Linked DNA regions of Homo sapiens: region 2 is linked to region 1. Evidence: read pairs that join two places in POLR2A ChIA-PET (ENCODE). Cell type or tissue: GM12878. All regions are shown on one strand. Links, peaks and the distances in the headings refer to the core of each region. The heading gives the core; the rest is flanking DNA.

Region 1 (2,500 bases), core at 1-2,500:
TAAAAAGGACACAGTTGAAGATTCTTCCTGGAGCAAAAGTGGCATCTACTGGCCCCTGGGCTCTTCACAGCCTCGGGGGCTGACCCACCTGAGCTCACCTGGAAGCTCTGACTCTTCCGGCCAGGATGTCCTCTCCTGCATCACTGGAGGATTAGCCTGGATGGTTAGCCCTTCTCTCTTATAAGGGTGACAGCATGGCAGGAGGTGAGGATAGAGGGAGGAGGGCAACTTCTTTTTCTCTTCTCCCTCACAGGGCCACAACATCCATTGCAGAAACAAGAAAGGAGGGGCCAGCAGGCGCAGGTGGCTTCCAGACCTCAGGCCTTGCAGGAGGTGTTAGGGCAGGGGAAGGAGCTTTTGGCTGAAACTGCTCATCATGGCAAGAGTGTGGCTGGCAGAACTGAGGAAGAGGAAAGGCAGCTTGCTTGCTCTCTCTCTCTAAATGCAAGTGCCCTGGAAGCTTTGGAAACATGGAGCTGCAAATTCTGCTGAATGTTGGTGGAAGGGAAGGGCCCCATTGCTCTCCCTGCCTCCTGTGCCTGGGCTGTGGCACAGCATCCTAGCAGACCACTCACTGGGCAGCCCCTCAGGCTTCTCCAGCTCTTTCTTTCATGTCTTTCTGTGTCTTCTATGAAAAGATTCTACCATAAGATCTAAGCAAGGGTAAGCAGGGGAAAAGAGGCGTGGACAGCCATCACCTGGCTTATGAGCAATATTTCATTTGCAGAAAACAAAGTATAAAAAAATTCTTAAAATATGTAAGAGAGGAAAATACAAATATGTGTAATTCATAGAAAGTCTTACCTTATGCAAGGATAAGATATACAAATTTAGGATAGTGATTATGCCATGATATGTCATGGCTGAGGGCCAAGTAAAATAAATTTCCTAATAAATAATAAAAACACATTTATACATTAGATAAAAATGTCATTAGTATTTGATTTCAACTTGGAGGCTTCCTTTAAGTGATAGAAGCACAACAAAAACTTAAAATGAAAAAACTGAAGAGAGACCGAAGAGGTTGAAAATGTCACCGCTTTGGTCTCATTCTGAAACACTAAACTTAAAATATATAAACTTTAAGATCAACAGAATCACCAGCCAATCCCATCCCGTCCCATTGACATTATTCTTACTCAGAAGTTGTACACATCATCCATATCAGCTAGTGATGATAGGTCAAGAATGAGAAAGAAAGTAAAACTGATCTCTGAGGTAATCAACCAAAAGAGAAGCAAAAAACCCTTGACCTAAAATTCATGCATTTACTCATGGGCAAGTCCCTCATACACTCTCTCGGCACTTACACACACTCTCTTTAGGCACAGTTGTAAAAATGATTAAATGGTTCTTTCTTATTGTAATTCCCAGCAGATTAGAAGTAGCAAATTAGAATGCAGAGGAAGAGACAGATAATACTATCCAAGCAGATAAGAGAATTCAAAGCCAGGATCATTTAGGGTACAGCTATTAGCTCTCTATGCACAATGACTTTTCAGAAGTGAGGTTCAGGACCTATGGCCAGGGAAACACAAGTGTACTTTCTGGCTGAAAGAGCACTACACAGTTGAAATCTGGACTGTTGTGGAAACTGTAGAAGTCAATTTCTCTGCTGCATTGGAGGCAACAGAAATGTGTGCTGAAGGAATGAATAAGAAAACTAATAAACTGATAATACAATCTTCTCTGCTTAAGGGGTTTATAATTTACTGTGTGTGCCCACAAATTAACTCCCTGTAATGCCAGAGCTAGTATTTAGGATAGTACTTTTGAGCTAAGAAGAAAAGACTGAAGCGTTTTCAAGAAAGTCTTTAAAGAATCTTGGCATGGGGGCGGGGGGGAATTGTTAGTAGGTTCTAGGAAGAGTCCTCATCCAAAAGTGTTAAAATACACAAGAAATAAAATGAGGTAGGCTTGAGCAGTTTAGAAAATTTAGTCTTGAAATGCTCCTTCCCCTAAATGCTGGATTAAGGTAATACTGGCCAAGGTAGCCTCCAAACGTGTGAGCAGGAGTGTGAGGCCTGACATAGCCCCAGATAGTGCAGGGGCTCTAGAAAAATCTTTGTTGCAATGAAGGGCTCACTGGCCAGCTAGCTGAATGATTTCATACATGAACAGGGCAGCACATTTTACTTCACATATCCATTTCTGAGCAAAGATATTGTTGATTTGATTGCAACTATGTTCAAAGCGCACAAATCTCAGGTGGGGTAAATGAGGTTGGTGTGACTGCTTCCAGGGTCCTGCTGCCGGGAAAGTAGATATGGAGGAAACACAGAACATTCTGAGATGAAAAACAGGAAATGGGTGAATTCAGTGCCCCTTCTGGGAAATGATGAAATGAAATATGTTTTAACCTTAAGGTGTAATCATGCAAAACTTAGTTTATCAAGGTTACTAAGACATGATTTTACATCAAGATAAGTGACTTTTTAAAATTAAAAAATCCAATTTACATAATGGTTAAATCTACTCCCAATATCATAAAAATATAATG
Region 2 (15,989 bases), core at 8,052-10,551, 190 kb after region 1:
CATAATTTCTACTCCTGTAATTCCTTACAGGCCAGTTGACAGGATTTAGTGATTTCTCAGACTGTTATAAAATGCATGCTATCATATCAGGTGCTTTTGCCTAAGTAATTACAGACTAAGTTTTAATTATTTAATTGGCTAAACAATGTTTTGACATGGTGGCAGTCCATACAAAGTATTTAATTATTCTATAGGAAAGTTAATAGCAGGAAAGTACAAACTATGCTCCAAAATGAACTCGGGAGCCATCTAGGATGTTAAGAGGAGACCTCACCCTTATTTTATGTAAAATCAAGGGAGTAGGCTTTTAGTTAATAAACAGATGAAAACACTTTTTTTGAATTAAAATAGCGAAAAACCAGCTTCATATTGAAAAAATTTGAGAAGGCTCCACGGTGCATTCTCCTTCCTGAACAAAGACACGGATGCGAGTAAGGGGCCCTCAGTGACAGTGGAAATTCTCGAAGGATAGAGCTGGAATAACATGGGATTTTGCCATCCGTGGACAGCATCAGAGGGCAAAGGCTTTGTATACTGAACAGCTTCCTCCTACCTGGCCAGCTCTGTTAGATTCAGAAAGGAAACTTCCTTTATTTTATTCTCCACTATGCCTCAGCTGCAGCCCACTGCCTGAGGGGTTTCACAACACCCCCACTGTGACTGTCTCCTGGCAAGCATCCCTATCAACACGCAAGCTTCTCCCACAAATCAGCACACAACAGTGCTCATTCCATACAAAATCTTCTCCAGGTGTCTGCACAAGTGACCATCGTGTAGAATTCTTTTTAGCCATGCTGTGTGCCAACGACTCACTTCCATTTGTAGCTAGAATGTAGTGCATGTTTTCCTGAGACATAAGACGCATTTAGTAAATGTTTCCTAAAGTAGTGAAAGATTTAAGTCAGTGAGTTTGGAATTTTTTCAATTCATCCTCAGCATTTTAAGAATCATATGAGACAAGATCGTAGAGGTGTAAATAGATACAACTTTCTTTGTCTCATACATGTGAACTTCAATTTCCTTCTTCCAACTTCAGTTGAGTTTCTGAATATATGCCAGGCATTTTTTCTACCCCTAGAGGACATAGTTTCCAGCTGTTCAGGACCAACAGGTAAAATATGAAAAAAATCCATTAATAGATAGATATGTGCCTAAGGTGCAATGAAAATGATAAGGAAGGAGTCATTAATACCCCCAGTGGGTTAGGAGGACTTCACAAAGCATAGGATATTACCATGGGGTCTTTAAGTTTAGGGTGAGAAAGTTGGTGGGGAAAGGCAGACATTCTAGGCAAAGGCGAGAGAACCTATAAAGAGGTGTGACACAATTCCTGGCAGCTGCCATGGCAGCAAAGGGGTGGGATGGGATGGGATGGTGGCCGGCAGAAGGTAGCCTGGAAAGAGAGGAGATGGGGACCATGTGACCATGTTCTGAGAGACCGCTGTGTCCTGAATGGGCTAGAGATTTGTTGTAAAGGAAATGGGAGCCATTAAAGTATTTTTTTAAGCACAGAATTAAATAAACAAATTCATATTTTAGACCCATTATATACCAATACTGAGGAAGATGGATTTGAATGAGAATCCATGTTCCCCAGAATAAGAGAAAGAGGGAGAAAGGGAGGGGGAGAGAGAGAGAGAGAGAGTGAGAGAGAAAAGAAGAAGAAAAAGAAGAAGAAGAAGAGGAAGAAGGAGGAGGAGGAGGAGAGGAGGAGAAGAGGAGGAGAAAAAGGAGGAGAAGGAGAGAGAGAGAGAGAGAGACCCCACTGAAAGGCTATTACAAAATATCAGGCATAAAACATTGAGGGTCTAAATTAGAGGAAAATGAGAGTTAGGAATGGAGAAAAGAAGATTTAAAAAATTAGTAGACATATTTTTTAATATCTATATGCAGGGTTCCTGACTACAGGTCTGGATCCCTGGTTGGGGTATCAAGATTTATTTGTGGATCACCAGCAGATAGAAGCAACTGAACACACCTTAGTAGGGCAAGTTGCACGTGAATGTTATTTTCCTGTGTTTCGTTTCTCTCCTATTCAAAACTTCCTGTAGTTGATTCAAACTCATCTTAAAACACTCAGAAATCTTTATAAATCTTTACTTGATTGTTATTTACAGGGAAGAGTCCAAAGTTCGCATATTGGCATTCAAGGATCCTTTAAGATCTGGCCCTAGCCTGCCTCCTATTTTCCCTGTACCTGCAGTTCTCAAAGAATTATTTGAGAAAACTTGGGATACCCTGTACCTTTCAGATATCTGTGAGGTCAAATCACAGATAGGAAAAAAGTCCATTGGAAGTGTGTATTTGGTTGAAGTGTTTGACTAGAGAAGCAGAACCAGTAAGGTACCTATGTTATATGTGTATGTGTATGTATGTATATGTGTATACACACACATAGGTAATTTTTAAAATGATCTTAGTACAGAGTGGGCTGGCTAAGCAGCCTATTACCAGGCTGCCCTGATTCTGAGGCTGGAGCCGGAAGCCCACTGGCAGGCTGTCAGGCAGGAAGATCACCAGCAGCCTGGAACCACAGTGCTGAGCTGGACAGACGGAAGCTTGTGTCTGCTCTTGTTGCCACTGATCTTATTGACAAGGGCGTGTGGTGAAAACTGGGGTCCTTCCTCAGGGAGCAACGCACACCTGGCCCAGGAGGCAGAGAAACTGAGGAGACTCCTGAAGGGGGGCCTCTGTTCCCAGCATTTGACAAACAGCTGGGGAAAATGTGTGCAAGATACAAAATGGCCATTGCTTCTCTCCCACCTTCTAACTCCCTTCCTGAGAAAATCTCCCTTATAGCCCACTCTTACCAAAAACATGCTAGAATGGAACTTCTGGGGAATGGAGTTCAACCTGGCCAAGATGGTGCATCACAAAACCACCACAAAGCAATGGGCCAATCAATTTTCAACAGAACACAGTTTCCAATAGCACACGGCAAATAATTTTGCAAAAACTACCTCTTGTCAATTTTTGGTATAGAATCAAGGAATAGTATCTGTAATATCCAAAAAAATATTAAAATACTCCTCTCCTTACTAGTTATCTGTGTGAAGCTTAACTTTCTTCATATTCTTCAACCCAAAACACCTGTTGCCACAGATTTGGAATGCAGAAGCAGGCATGAGAATCTGGCTCTCTTCTGTTAAGTCAGACATTAAAAAGATTTGCAAAAATATGCAATGACACTCTTCTTAATTTTTTTTGTTTTGGGAAATATAGTTATTTTATTTAAAAAGTAATTATTTGTGTTAACATAAAATTATGTTATTATTATTATGGTTTCAAAATGAATTGATCCAGATTCTGAAATTTCTCAATTTTAATTTATAATACAGTAAATATCAATAATGTAACCCATATGATCAAAAGTCCTTGGGAACCTTAATAAGTTTAAAGGGTGTTAAGAATTCCTAAAATCAAAATGTTTGAGATCTTCCCACATGATGGAGGGAGTCATCAGTTCGAGTCTCTCAAGTGGAGCCAGGAATGTTCTCCTTACTCCTCCCCCTCATAGAACTCTTGATATTCTTCAGGGCTTTGCTGAAGTCACTGACCCCAGGAAGTGGCCTGTTCTTCCGTGAAGCAGGAGCCTCCATTCTTCTCTCGGAGTTTCTTAGGTAATACCTTCTTCTCCTTGGACCTTGCCTCGCCTATGGGATTTATCTCTGCAACAAGAAAACATCACATGCCCCTGGGGAAGTAACCTTCCTTCCTCCCTCTTTCCCTCCCTCCCTCCCTCCTTCCATCCCTCCCTTCCTCCTTCCCTCCCTCCTTCTCTCCTTTCCCTTTCTTCCTTCTCTCTTTTTTTTTTTTGTGTGACAGAGTCTTGCTCTGGCACCCAGGCTGGAGTGCAGTGGTGCGATCTCGGCTCACTGCAACCTCCACCTCCCAGGTTTAAGTGATTCTCCTGCCTCAGCCTCCCAAGTAGCTGGGATTACAGGCATGTGCCACCATGCTTAGCTAATTTTTGTATTTTTAGTAGAGATGGGGTTTCACCATGTTGTCCAAGCTGGCCTGGAACTCCTGACCTCAGGTGATCCACCTGCCTCGGCCTCCCAGTCTTTCTTTTCTTTCTCTGTCTCTCCTCTCTCTCCCTCCCTATTTATTTATTTATTTATTTTTCTTTTTTTAAATCAAGCTCTCCTGTGTGTCTTAGACTTTTGGAGACACATCCTGGGGTTCATATGCCTCGCACTTTAGGAGGCACATCCTGGGGAGTCTGTATGCCTTGGACTTTACAAGACACACATGAGAGCTTGTTTTTGAAAAAAGAAAGAAAGATGGTGGCTCCTTATATTCCAGGTTGATGTATTGAATTTCCAGATAAGCAGCCCCAGAACTGTTCATTTATTCTGAAGGGGAATGTGCACAGAGAATAAGATGTTCTTTTGAAAAACATTTGCACTTCCATCTGACATGGGGCCCAAAAACTGGAATTAGCAGTATTTTCACAGAAATAGTTTCTCTCTTTTAGTAATATTTAGAATGAGCGGTACTTGAGTAAATATAGTTCATAGTCATTTGCAATCAGAATATCAGTGGTCTGACACTGGTTGGAGGCAGATCTCTGCCAGATGCCTCAACCCACCATGAGCTAGTGTGTAACCTTGGACATGCTGTCTGAATTCTAGTTTCCTCATCTGTAACATGTAAGAAATAATACCTACCTTGTAGTGTAGTTGGAATAACTAGATGAAATATTACCAGCAGACCCACATTGTAAGCAATGAGGTTGGGGAGCAGAGGGAAGCAGCAGACAAGAGGAGGGATACTGACCAGAGCAATAGGTGAAAGAAAATGATCTGAAGGAGAAAACACAGGGAACAAAAAGGTAGTAATTGGGAGTACAAACACAGAAGAAAAAGTATTGGAAATTTCTGACTTTCCACCTTGTGAATTTTAGGTTTAAATATCTTCTGCTAAGGGGACTGCTTGGAGTTCTAGGTGACTAACCATCCATCCATCCATCGATCTATCCATCCATCCTTGTTGCAGATATTTGCAAATACCTAATAGTACCTGGCTACATACATTACCCTCATTCACACCAAGAGGAATAAAACATGACTTTCAACAAGAGGAGTAAAACCAGACTTGAAGGAACAGGGAAAATAATACATAAAAGGGTCCTTTCATGACAATGAGATCACTGCTATAACATATTACAGACAAAACCTAAGTAAGGCAATATCGGAAGTACCATAAATGTGGGGGTTTATCTGAGAGCTCTGGATTCTAGGCTGGCTCTCAGCCTCCAGTGCTGGTGCCCATGTGAGTCCCAGTATCCCTGGCTCCTCAGCATTGCCAGAGGCCCAGGCTGGCTGGAGTAAGAGGACATGGTTAGCTGGGCACAGTGGCTCATGTCCATTATCCCAGCATTTTGGGAGGCTGAGGAGGGGGGATCATGAGGTCAGGAGTTCGAGACCAGCCTGACCAACATGGTGAAACCCCATCTCTACTAAAAATACAAAACTTAGCCGGGCGTGGTGGTGTGTGCCTGTAATCCCAGCTACTCAGGAGGCTGAGGCAGGAGAATCACTTGAACCAGGGAGGCAGACATTGCAGTGAACTGAGATCGCGCCATTGCACTCCAGCCTGGGTGACAGAGAGAGACTCCGTCTCAAAAAATAATAATAAAAAAAAGAGGACATGGTACATCGTGATGGCTCCTGGGGCTAGGCAGGGTGGGGAAGGGCTACTTGTTTCATGGACTGTACCTGCAGGCCAAGAAGTGGTGCCAAGGCGTGTTTCAGAGGATAATGATTTTTAATATTCACGATTGGTAATATGTATTGATTGCGTCTAACGTGCCAGGTACTTCTGCATATTCTCTTCTTCAACATCCACAACAACCTACATCTTCCCAGTGAGAAATGGGAGGCTTTGAGGACATAAATTCCATGCCACAAATCAGTGTGAGTGCTGGATCCTGTGTCCTAACCTCTCCCGGAGCAGCAACTCTGACATAGGCCAGGTGCGTGGCTTCCCGGGTAGGGCCTAGTGCAGCACACAGCCACTGTCCAAGGGAATAGGTTATGGCTTTAATGGTATTTCCATGTGAACTTTGAAGTTGTAGAAAGTTAGAAACTTAGGGAAATAAAAACTAAGTATTAGGGAAAATTTCTACCAAGAAGGCAAATACTCTTGTCCCACAGCCAGAGGCGGGGGTACGTGAGCGTCAGTCTCAGCACAGTTGGAATTTCCGCGTGCCCAGAACGGCTGCTCCTCTCCTCACCCCTGCTAAACATCCCTCCCCCTGCCTCTCCCTGCCCCCTTCAATGCTGCCCCTCAGGCAGGAAGTGAACAGGAGCAATTCACTCACAAGGGGTGCCTCTGGGGAAAAGGGTGGCCTCTCTGCAGGGTGTGCCAGAAAGGAAGGGGTGTTGTCACTGTGAAGAGGGCTGGGGCTTGCTCTCAGGAGCCCCAGACTCCAGGAACCTTGAAGGACAAACGATGAAGAATTGAAAGGAACTAGAATCAAACCACAACCAAAACAACGTCACTGCCCTGCCTTAGCTAAGCTAACCTTTTAAGCAGAAGAGGGTAAAGGTTTTGTAAAGGTCCCAGTGGTTTGGAGAAATATCCCATGCTCTCACCTCTGCAGCACCATGGAGTTCACGCCTGAGCTCCAGGAGCCCTCCCCAGGCATAGCCTGGCATCCAGCATGAGGATCTGGCTGTCAAGCTGAGTGAAAGGCTGGGCCATGCACCCACGGGCAGCCCATGAGCCTTCACAGAGCCTGTACTCCATCTGGGGAGAATCTTTGCTTGGTTCCACTGGTTTTCAGAGCCAAGAACTGACTTCACTGCACAAATGCTCACAGTAGCCCCAAAAGAGCAGCGACCACTCATCCTTGGGAGGTTGTGAAGTCCCCCGTGTGTAGATCAAAGGAATCCACGTGTGCTCCTGTGGGGCATTTACTCAAGACAGCTCCTCGCGAACATGAGAGGAAGGTGCTGGCCTGCTGGGCCTGGTAGCTGCTGTAAGGGGAGCATGCCTTGGCCCAGTCTCTGCTGTGCATCCCCTTTTCTGGCTCTCCCTCCTTCCCTACCTGCTTCCTCAGCTCCTTGGCTGAGGTTCCTGTCATTTCAGGGCCCTGCCTGGCCCTCCCAGGTGTCTGAACACCACATGGCCTTTCCCTTGTCATCCTCGGAGTCGCAGAAAGCCCAGTGGCTCTTCCTCCCCTGTGTGTATTTCAGTTGTGTTTAAAGCTTACTCAGGAGAGGTCCTTTTATTTTGCTACTGGTAAATTCATTATTAAATAATTCTTGAAGAGATACAGGCCACTGATTTTCTGCAATTTGCATCACCACACTTTAACTTATATTGAAAGCTGAGGCTTTTGGTCTTCTAGTTTTAGAAGTATATTAATATTTCTGTGACCTTTTCCAGATGGCAGTTGAGAAATACTCTTTTAAATAGCAAGACCGAGAAAACCAATAACCTAAAATGAATATTTCTGACCCGAGTTTAATGAGCAAATTAGGAAAGATAAGTTTTTTCCCAAAGAAAAAATGAAGTCAAGGGGACTTCTAAGTTCAGATAAAATGATATGTCTATATCTATCCATATTCCAAGATATTCAAAGACGGATAGATATACAAAATATTGGAATATGAATATATTGATATATAACGTGAATATATGAATATATCCATATTCCAATTTTTGTAGACGTGGATTCAGATACATCTTTTGATATGCTGTAGCACTTTACACCCCTTTAAATTCCATATTATATCTTACATAATCTGCTTGCATATTAAAAGGATTACACATTTAGTATCCGGATGACAAAATGAAAGATAAGAGAAGCTGTCTGCTCAGCATGGAGGGTGGCTGCCTCAACATAGATCAGCAGCGAGCACACAGCATCTTCTGGTTTCCTGCTGAATGCTCCTCTGTTTCCATAAACGTTGGCCCAAGTGTGGCAGGGCCAAACTTGCCAATAAAACCTGGATTTAGGCTGGGCACGGTGGCTCACACCTGTAATCCCAGCACTTTGGGAGGCCGAGGCAGGCAGATCACGAGGTCAGGAGTTCGAGGCCAGCCTGTCCAATAAGGTGAAACCCCGTCTTTACTAAAAATACAAAAAAAATTAGCCTGGTATGGTGGTACGCGCCTGTAATTCCAACTACTCAGGAGGCTGAGGCAGAATTGCTTGAACCCAGGAGGCGGAGGTTGCAGTAACCTGAGGTCATGCCACTGCACTCCAGCCTGGGCGACAGAGTGAGACTCTGTCTCAAAAACAACAACAACAACAACAACAAACCTGGATTTGATTTTGCAGCCATGAGGCTGCTTCCTGGGAGGGGTCCCAATGGCTGAGGAAGGTAGAGTTGCAGTGGTTTCTCCCACCGCTATCCACATTGTTGAGCTCGGTTCAGCATAAGCTGGACCTCACACTTTGAACACTGAGCTTCTTACCAAGGCCTGTGCCTTAACAGAGGCCACTCCACCATGATGCATGCCAAGGAAGCAACCAGAAGGCCAAGACTTTCCTTAGAAACCAGTCCAGGTGCTCCCAGCAGCATTTGACATGACTGTTATCCTTGTAGTCTATTTAGGCAAGCTTTAGATTATGGACTAGGAGTCTACAATTGCTCACATGATCTTAGAATCATCCCAGGAAAGGACCCATAGGGCATCTACCTTGAAACACTGACTTTTTAGTAAACTTCTCAGGGAAGACTTTGGTTGTATGTCTTCTTAGATAACTGAGTATGAAAGCATAGTACTAAGCCGTTAAATGTTGGGGAATATTTACTCAATATACTAATTTGTGATTGGAAGTCATTCTTTCCAGCAAGTAGACAACAGTCAGTGTTCTGATACCACCCCCTACCCTCAGCTATCAGACATCAGTTCTCCTTGATTTCTGCTTTGCCCAGCACGGTTCCCACTCAGCCCACAGCCCTGCCCTGAGCTCAGCAATCCTGCATTGGAACTGTGCTTAGCACTGTGGGGTTGCCATCCCAGGGCTGTGTCTGGGCCCTGCCCATGGGTCCCTCCAGAGCAGACAGCCTCAATCCTGTGACACTGGCCTTCCAGTGCAGATACCCCAACCTTCCACAATGTGCACCCTACAACCTCAGGGCACCACACCCTCAGCGCCTCTTCCCCACCCCTCCTCTGCCCAGACACCTCTTCCTGCCTGTCCTCACCGGCCCATTGCTGTCTCACTTTATCTTTTATCTTGTGGCTCTGCCCACGGAAGACACAATAAAAACAATGTACCAGCACTGGAAACGTAGATTAACACTGAACACTTTTTAGGGCTTTATTTCCAAAGTGTGCATGTAAGGAAGTAAATCTGTTTCCATTTACAGTTTACAAACTAGAACCAATGGGATTTGCCCTGGAAACCCAGTCTGGGTAACCAGCCAAGTCTGGGCCGGCACAGAGGAAACCAGCGCTCTTCCTGTGCACCTGTAATTAGCAGGTAAGATGAACAGGGCTGAAACAGCTCTTCAATGTCAATTTCACCACTCCATGAGGAATCTACATTTATAGAGGGTGAAATGGGAATTGCTTTGACAACAGTAATTGTGAGTATTATATTTAAACCAACCATAATGAAAAAAATACAATGGCGTCAAATAAAACCACAGTATTGTTTCTGAATATCATTTGGATAGGATGCATAAGGGTGTATTACAACACAAAGTAAAAGAAACAAAAAACAAAACAAAACAAAACAAAACAAAAAAACACTGAAAACCATGTCACCCAGCCCAGAGTCTGTACTGTGCTAAAGGGAGCAAATAGATTAAATTTGGAATATTTTCACTTATTAGAAAATAATTCTGGGTTGGTAAGTTATTCCTACTATTGGATAATTGCCTTCTCTGACCACAAGGGCAATTTGGACAATTATCAGGACATGGACTAATTTTTTTTTCCTAAAACCAACGCTCCATTTTGTGCATGAAACACTCATGGGAAACAAATTAAACGTGAAGCCACGTAGGTTTTAGATTTTTCTGTGTCCACTTTAAGTCCTTTCAGTATTAGGAGATACCTTAGATCCTTGAGGAAATAGAGAAGATACAAATTTTATTAAAATGTAGCTAATGCAGGAGGAAGCAGGCACACAGCCCTCAGAGTCATCAGTGGTTGTCAAACTTGAACCTGGGTCAGGATGACTCCATTAGTGGCTTATTCAAATGTCAGTTTCAAATGTGGAACCCTGGCTCAAGTGTTTAAGCTATCAGTTAATATGTTTATTCACTTCAGCTTTGAGCTCCCCGGCAGGCAGGGGGAAGTGGAAGCACTTTACCTTATGTAATTTCACTCCTGTATATGTTATAAACCAGCAGATTTTATAAGAGATTGAGGTGGGTGACTTATATGATTCTCATACTCTAAAACCAGGTTTTTTTCAGGAGGGACAATCATTTTTCTGGTTCTAAATTATTAAAAGGAATGTTTTGGATAGTTTCTTATGTAAGGACCTTTGAAGAGAAAGGGCATTGACTTTTTTATAACTTCTTAAGTTTTCCAGTTTTTAAGAACACATGCCTACTGTAGTAACAGTATAAAAGGGTAATCACCTGTAATCTCAGAACTAGTAACTATTTACCTTTTCTCTACAGTCTTCTATGTATACATATATTTAAAATTTAAATAATTAAATACACGCTGTTGTAATACCTGCTTTTGCATTTAACAATATTGCATATATATCTTTTCATGATAATCAATACGAAGCTCTATTATCTTTTTAATGCATATATTTCAGTACATTAATGTACAACAATTTATCACATTTTCTCTCTCTTTTTTTTTTCTTGAAATGGAGTTTCACTCTCGTTGCCCAGGCTGGAGTACAGTGGCCCAATCTTGGCTCACTGCAACCTCCGCCTCCTGGATTCATGTGATTCTCCTGCCTCAGCCTCCTGAGTAGCTGGGATTACAGGTGCCCACCACCATTCCTGGCTAACTTTTGTATTTTTGGCAGAGATGGAGTTTCACCATGTTGGCCAGGCTGGCCTCAAACTCCTGACCTCAGGTGATCTGCCCACCTTGGCCTCCCAAAGTGCTGGGATTACAGGTGTGAGCCACCGCGCCCGGCCTATCACATTTTCTTTCGATGGGCATGTTGTATCGAACTTTGCATCTCAATAGGGAAGACACTAGGTTCAAGAGGCCGAAGAAGAGATCCAGAGACAGCAAATGAAGCATGGGATTTTATTAGGAGCATACTATACAGGGGAGAGAGTCCAATGCAGGCAGGCTGGATAATAGGACTGCCTTAATTACAGAAATGGTGGTGGTAGCCTGGACAACATAACCACATAACCCAGTGGCAGCAGGCTGGCCAGGAAAACTGCAACTGCTTGCAAACAGCATGCAGTTTATATAGCATTTTCACTTAACATCCTCCTCCTAGTGAACTCCACCTTCCAACCTTCATGAACCCAAAACTCAGGGCCTCAATCTCTTGTTCGGCCATGTTCCACAGGATGGGACAGGGGCTCAGATGTTTATCATAGATAAGAAACCAATCTCTGTGTTAGCCACTCCCAGATGCCCTAGCTCAGAACACACATCAGGTGCATCTGCCATAAGGGTCATTCTAAGAGTATGCTTAAGTTATTGCTATCAGTTGTGTTTACCCTACAGGACAGTAAGTTGTTTTCATTTTCTCTCAGTTAAATAAAATGCTGCACCTTTAATTCTTTATGCATATATATTTGCTTACTGTGTGATTATTTGCTTTGACAAAATCCTAAAAACGAAATGACCAAGTTGAAATGTAAGCCACTTGCGAAAGCTCTTAAAACATTTTGCCAAATATCCCCTAGGAAGGTATTACCCATGTAAACTACCGGTGGTATACAGACATCTATTTCTGCTCATAAGCACCAGTTTGTGGGTGAAAAGTGAAATACTACTGTCATTTCTCTAATACTACTGAGGTATAAAAATTGTATTGGCCATTCATATTTCTTATTTTTTATTAACATCCTTTGACTTGTTTTTATTAGTATAATCATTTTTAAATCATAGGCTGTTTTTACAATGAGAATATGAATCCTTTGACATATTTTCCTGGCAGTTTTATCTTAAAATTTTGGTTGTATTTTTTATACTGAAAGTAGCTTTTTATCTCCTTCAGTGTCCTTTTCGGAAATTTTTTTCACACCCTCCACCTTATAAACCAATTCTCTTGAATTTCCGAGTAATCTGTAACTTATCTATTTAAGTCTGTATTCCAGGAACAATTCATTTAGTGGATCTACATTTCTTTTTTGTTTCAAATAGTTGTCCCAATACCATCTATTGAAAAAAACCTATCCTGCACTCAGGAGTTCAAAATACTTTCCTCTGTTCAATTCTAGTTTCCATTCTGCTCTGTGTTGAGTGCCATATTTTTTCATAGTATTGTACTTTTGTAATATTTTAATATGCTGCATTCTAACATCCTTATTTGCTAGAATAAGATTATTCACATGGATTTTCTTCTTTCATTTTCTTTCTTTCTTTCTATTTATTTATTTATTTTTTTTTTGAGGCAGGGTCTCACTCTGTCACCCAGGCAAGAGTGCAATGGTGCAATCATGGCTCATTGCAGCCTCAACCTCCAGAGCTCAAGTGATCCTCCTTCATTTTTTGATTTTTTTTTTTTTTGTAGAGAAGAGGTCTCACTGTGTTGCCCAGTCTGATCTTGAACTCTGGGCTGAAGCAATCCTCCCGCTTTGGCCTCCCCAAATGCTGGGATTACAGGTGTGAGGCACTGCCTGGTTTAGCATGTATTTTTTCTCTCAGGTGAACTGTATAATTTATAACATCTTTCACCTAAATGCTATAAAAATGCCACAGTTCTCTGTATTTGTGTCATCTCTGGGGATAAAGAAAAGCTGAGAGGGTGACTTTATAGAGGAGACGGTGCCCGGAGGGTAGGGAGTGAGGGGCAAGTTGTTAGTCCGAGGAAGCACAGCTCTGCTGGCTCCTGGTGAAAGAAATCATGCAAGACCAGAATTCAGAATCTGAAGAGCAGATGTGTATCCCTGAGACTATTTTCCATGGCTTTTGTGACTTTTAGTTGTAATGTTGACCACAGAAGCCCAAATACTACAACTTACACCCACCCCACAGGTCAGGGTCAGGAACACTGGTAATTCTATGTTCTTCCTTGTTGTGACTGACCTTGGGATTCTAGGTCTGTGGTGAACAGGATTTGCATTTTTATCTTCACAAGTGATAAGTCTGAACAAGCAAATGAAGAGTCACCATCTCTCTTTTTCTGAATGAGGCCCAGGGATGCCGCAGACAAAGCCAACATCCTTCTAGAAGCAGCATTGGGGTGTTCAAGTGCTCTTACAGGTGTCTAGGTATCTGCACTGTAGAGAATGGAAAAATTATCTTAGCCTGGAAAATGCTAAGATCCAGTATTACTGAAGCCCTATCCAGGCCCAGAATGATGAAGAGGTGCCTCAGATTTTGAGCACCACCACCCCCTGGCAAAGTGGCCTGCCAGGGATGTTTACTGCAAAATGTAATCTCAGGTACCTACGTTAACCTGCTTCCTGAAGGAGGCTAATACTGCCCCATTTGTGTTTTGCTGAGAACATTCCAGAGTTGAAGATTTTTATTTGGGTCTATTTTTTTTCCAATTTACTCTTTCTAAAAATAATGAAACTACAAGATTGGGTTCAGGGGGAACCATTCCTTTTGCACGCAGGCACGTCCGCCCTCAGGATGGATGGCTGTTGCCCTTCCTCTTTCATCCTGGTAAAACACTCACCATCGAAGCATGTGTTGTTGTCCATTGAGGCAATACATGATTCCATCACAAAGATAGCTGACTTCCCCCTTTCTGTGGGAAAATCAAGAACAAACTACCCCCAAAAGAATTTACACATTTACTTGGAGTTCTGAGGTATAACTATCTTGATCTTAATTTCTTAGAAGTCAGATAAAAACCCTGAGACACTTCAGAAAAGTCTAGAAACACAGGGAGGGTTTTTTTTTTCAGTTTCTATTTGTTTTGTTTTTATAATTCATTGAAGGTTATCCAATTTGCTGAAAAAATGGAAGGGTAGGAGAGGTATAATATCTAAATTTAGAAAACCTGGATTCTAGTTATAACTCTACTAATTATTAGTTGCGTGACCTTAAATACTTCACTTCTCCTGGCCTTAGTCTATTTAATTCATAAATTGCAAGATATTTGTAAAATGCCTGCTATAAGAATTTATTACAAGGTTGCAGGATCAAATGAGCTAAGGTTTACAAAAGCACTTTGTAAACTCCAATAGGCTCTGTGTATGTGTATATGTGCATGCAAATACTATATAAATGTACTTTATGTGTATATTCCGAAGGCCAGAGGGCTCCCCCTCAGCCCACATGCACCCCTGAGAGATTCTGCGAGCTGGTGCTCTCTTTGGTCAAGGCCGGGTCAGGCCACACTCTAACCCAAAGTGGTCCTGACTTAGACTTCAGGACCCTCATGGGGACTGGGGAACACTTCTCTCTGAAGGAAACACTGGAGCAGGCCAAGAGAGGGTAGATGTTGTCCCCTTGTGTGATGTCCCCTGCTAGAAAAGAAGAACGCACTTTCTCAGTAGCTCAGGGTTCCCACTGACAGCATACGGATTTTTGACTAGACTGCCTTTGAGATTCTAAAATCTATGGTCTGCTCTCTGCTCTAGAATCCCTGCACTGAAGTGGTGCCATGTGAAACCTCTAGGTAGACCCAATATTCCAACCCTAAAGAGGAATCTTCTGCAACACAGGCCCTGCTACCCTGCTGCCGGCGGCTTGGGAGTCTGCGCCGCGGCTGGCGGGCGCCCAGTGTCCAGCTGAGCGCCGCCTGCCGGGGGAGAGAGGCGGGCTGGGCAGGGACGCGCAGGCCAGCGGAGAACAGCACCGAACCCACCACACTGCGCAGCGCGGAGAAGCAGCCTTTATTTCCCACCGCCGCACAAGCCTTCCCCAGGCGGAGGCCTGGACAGCCCGCGCAGGGCCGCCTCCTCTAGTAGTCTATGGTTTCTTTGTCCTTCTTGTTGAAAGGGTTGTAGGGTCTCACAGTTGTGACCAGTCGAGACAGGGGAGCCTGGTGACGGAAGAGGTCAACTGCCATTTCTTTCTGGAAGACGCTGGGGCAGGATGGGAAAAAAAGGAGGAAAATGAGACATAAAAGACATGTACAAATACACAACCTCATCCAACTAATGATACCCCTGTGCGGGAAGGGGAGGGGAGCGCGCACTGCAGGCAGGGAGCGAGGATGACTCGTGCTGGGGAGCACTCAGCTGCAGGGATTGCACCTCTGTGCTGCGCAGAGAATTATGGTGGGTGCTAGGGATGGGGGTGATCTGCAGAAAGCCGCCCAAGGAACCCCACCGCACCGTGCCTGGGGAGGGCCCAGGGCACGCTGGGGAGAGCTCTCTGGGTGGGGTGGCCGGGGGAATCAAGAGGAGTCTCCTCCAAGGAGGAGTGAGGGGCGGACAGATAAGGCCCAGGGAAGCCAGGACAAGACATGGGACAGGCAGACCTCACCCAGAGGGTAGTAGAAGACATACCTGGGTCACCCAGAGGCCTGGAGAAGACATGGGTGACATGGATAGGGGGAACCCGGGCCTCACCCAGCGGCCAAGAGGAGACATGGGTGGGGTGGGCCTGGGCCTCACCCAGAGGCCAGCAGAAGACATGGCTGGGTCACTCAGAGGCCAGAAGAAGACATCGGTGGGAGGGGCCCGGGCCTCACCCAGAGGCAAAGAGAAGACATGGGTGGGTCACCCAGAGACCTGGAGAAGACATGGGTTGGGGGACCTGGGCCACATCCAGAGGTTGGGAGAAGACATGGGTGGCAGGGACCCAGGCCTCACCCAGAGGCCAGAAGAAGACATGGCTGGGTCACCCAGAGGCTAGGAAAAGACATGGGGGGTGGGAGGGATCCAGGCTTCACCCAGAGGCTAGGAGAAGACATGGGTGGAAGGGTCCTGGGCCTCACCTAGGGGCTGGGAGAAGACATG

The links. Peaks named below come from ENCODE experiments on the same cell type or tissue, not always from the same donor. Only the 100,000 strongest peaks of a DNase experiment are listed, where the experiment ranks them.
Region 2: POLR2A ChIA-PET joins it to region 1 with 10 read pairs; 3 of 35 experiments call an interaction of 5 or more read pairs at or near these places.

The regions. Positions count from the first base shown.
Region 1 is chr7:50,351,205-50,353,704 of GRCh38, reverse strand. The region is part of intron 3 of IKZF1 (IKAROS family zinc finger 1); the gene reads right to left. Among named protein-coding and RNA genes, the nearest start is that of IKZF1, 48 kb to the right of the region's middle. RefSeq lists enhancers at 1,129-1,178, 1,199-1,378. In GM12878, for the core only: no CTCF peak of the experiment used is centred there; a DNase peak (open chromatin) is centred at 1,224; H3K4me3 peaks cover 517 bases; H3K27ac peaks cover 2,497 bases.
Region 2 is chr7:50,158,167-50,174,155 of GRCh38, reverse strand. It overlaps SPMIP7 (sperm microtubule inner protein 7), which reads right to left. Exons shown (of 9, transcript NM_001161834.3): 9 at 14,900-15,110. The coding sequence ends at 14,987. Among named protein-coding and RNA genes, the nearest start is that of SPMIP7, 70 kb to the right of the region's middle. In GM12878, for the core only: no CTCF peak of the experiment used is centred there; no DNase peak of the experiment used is centred there.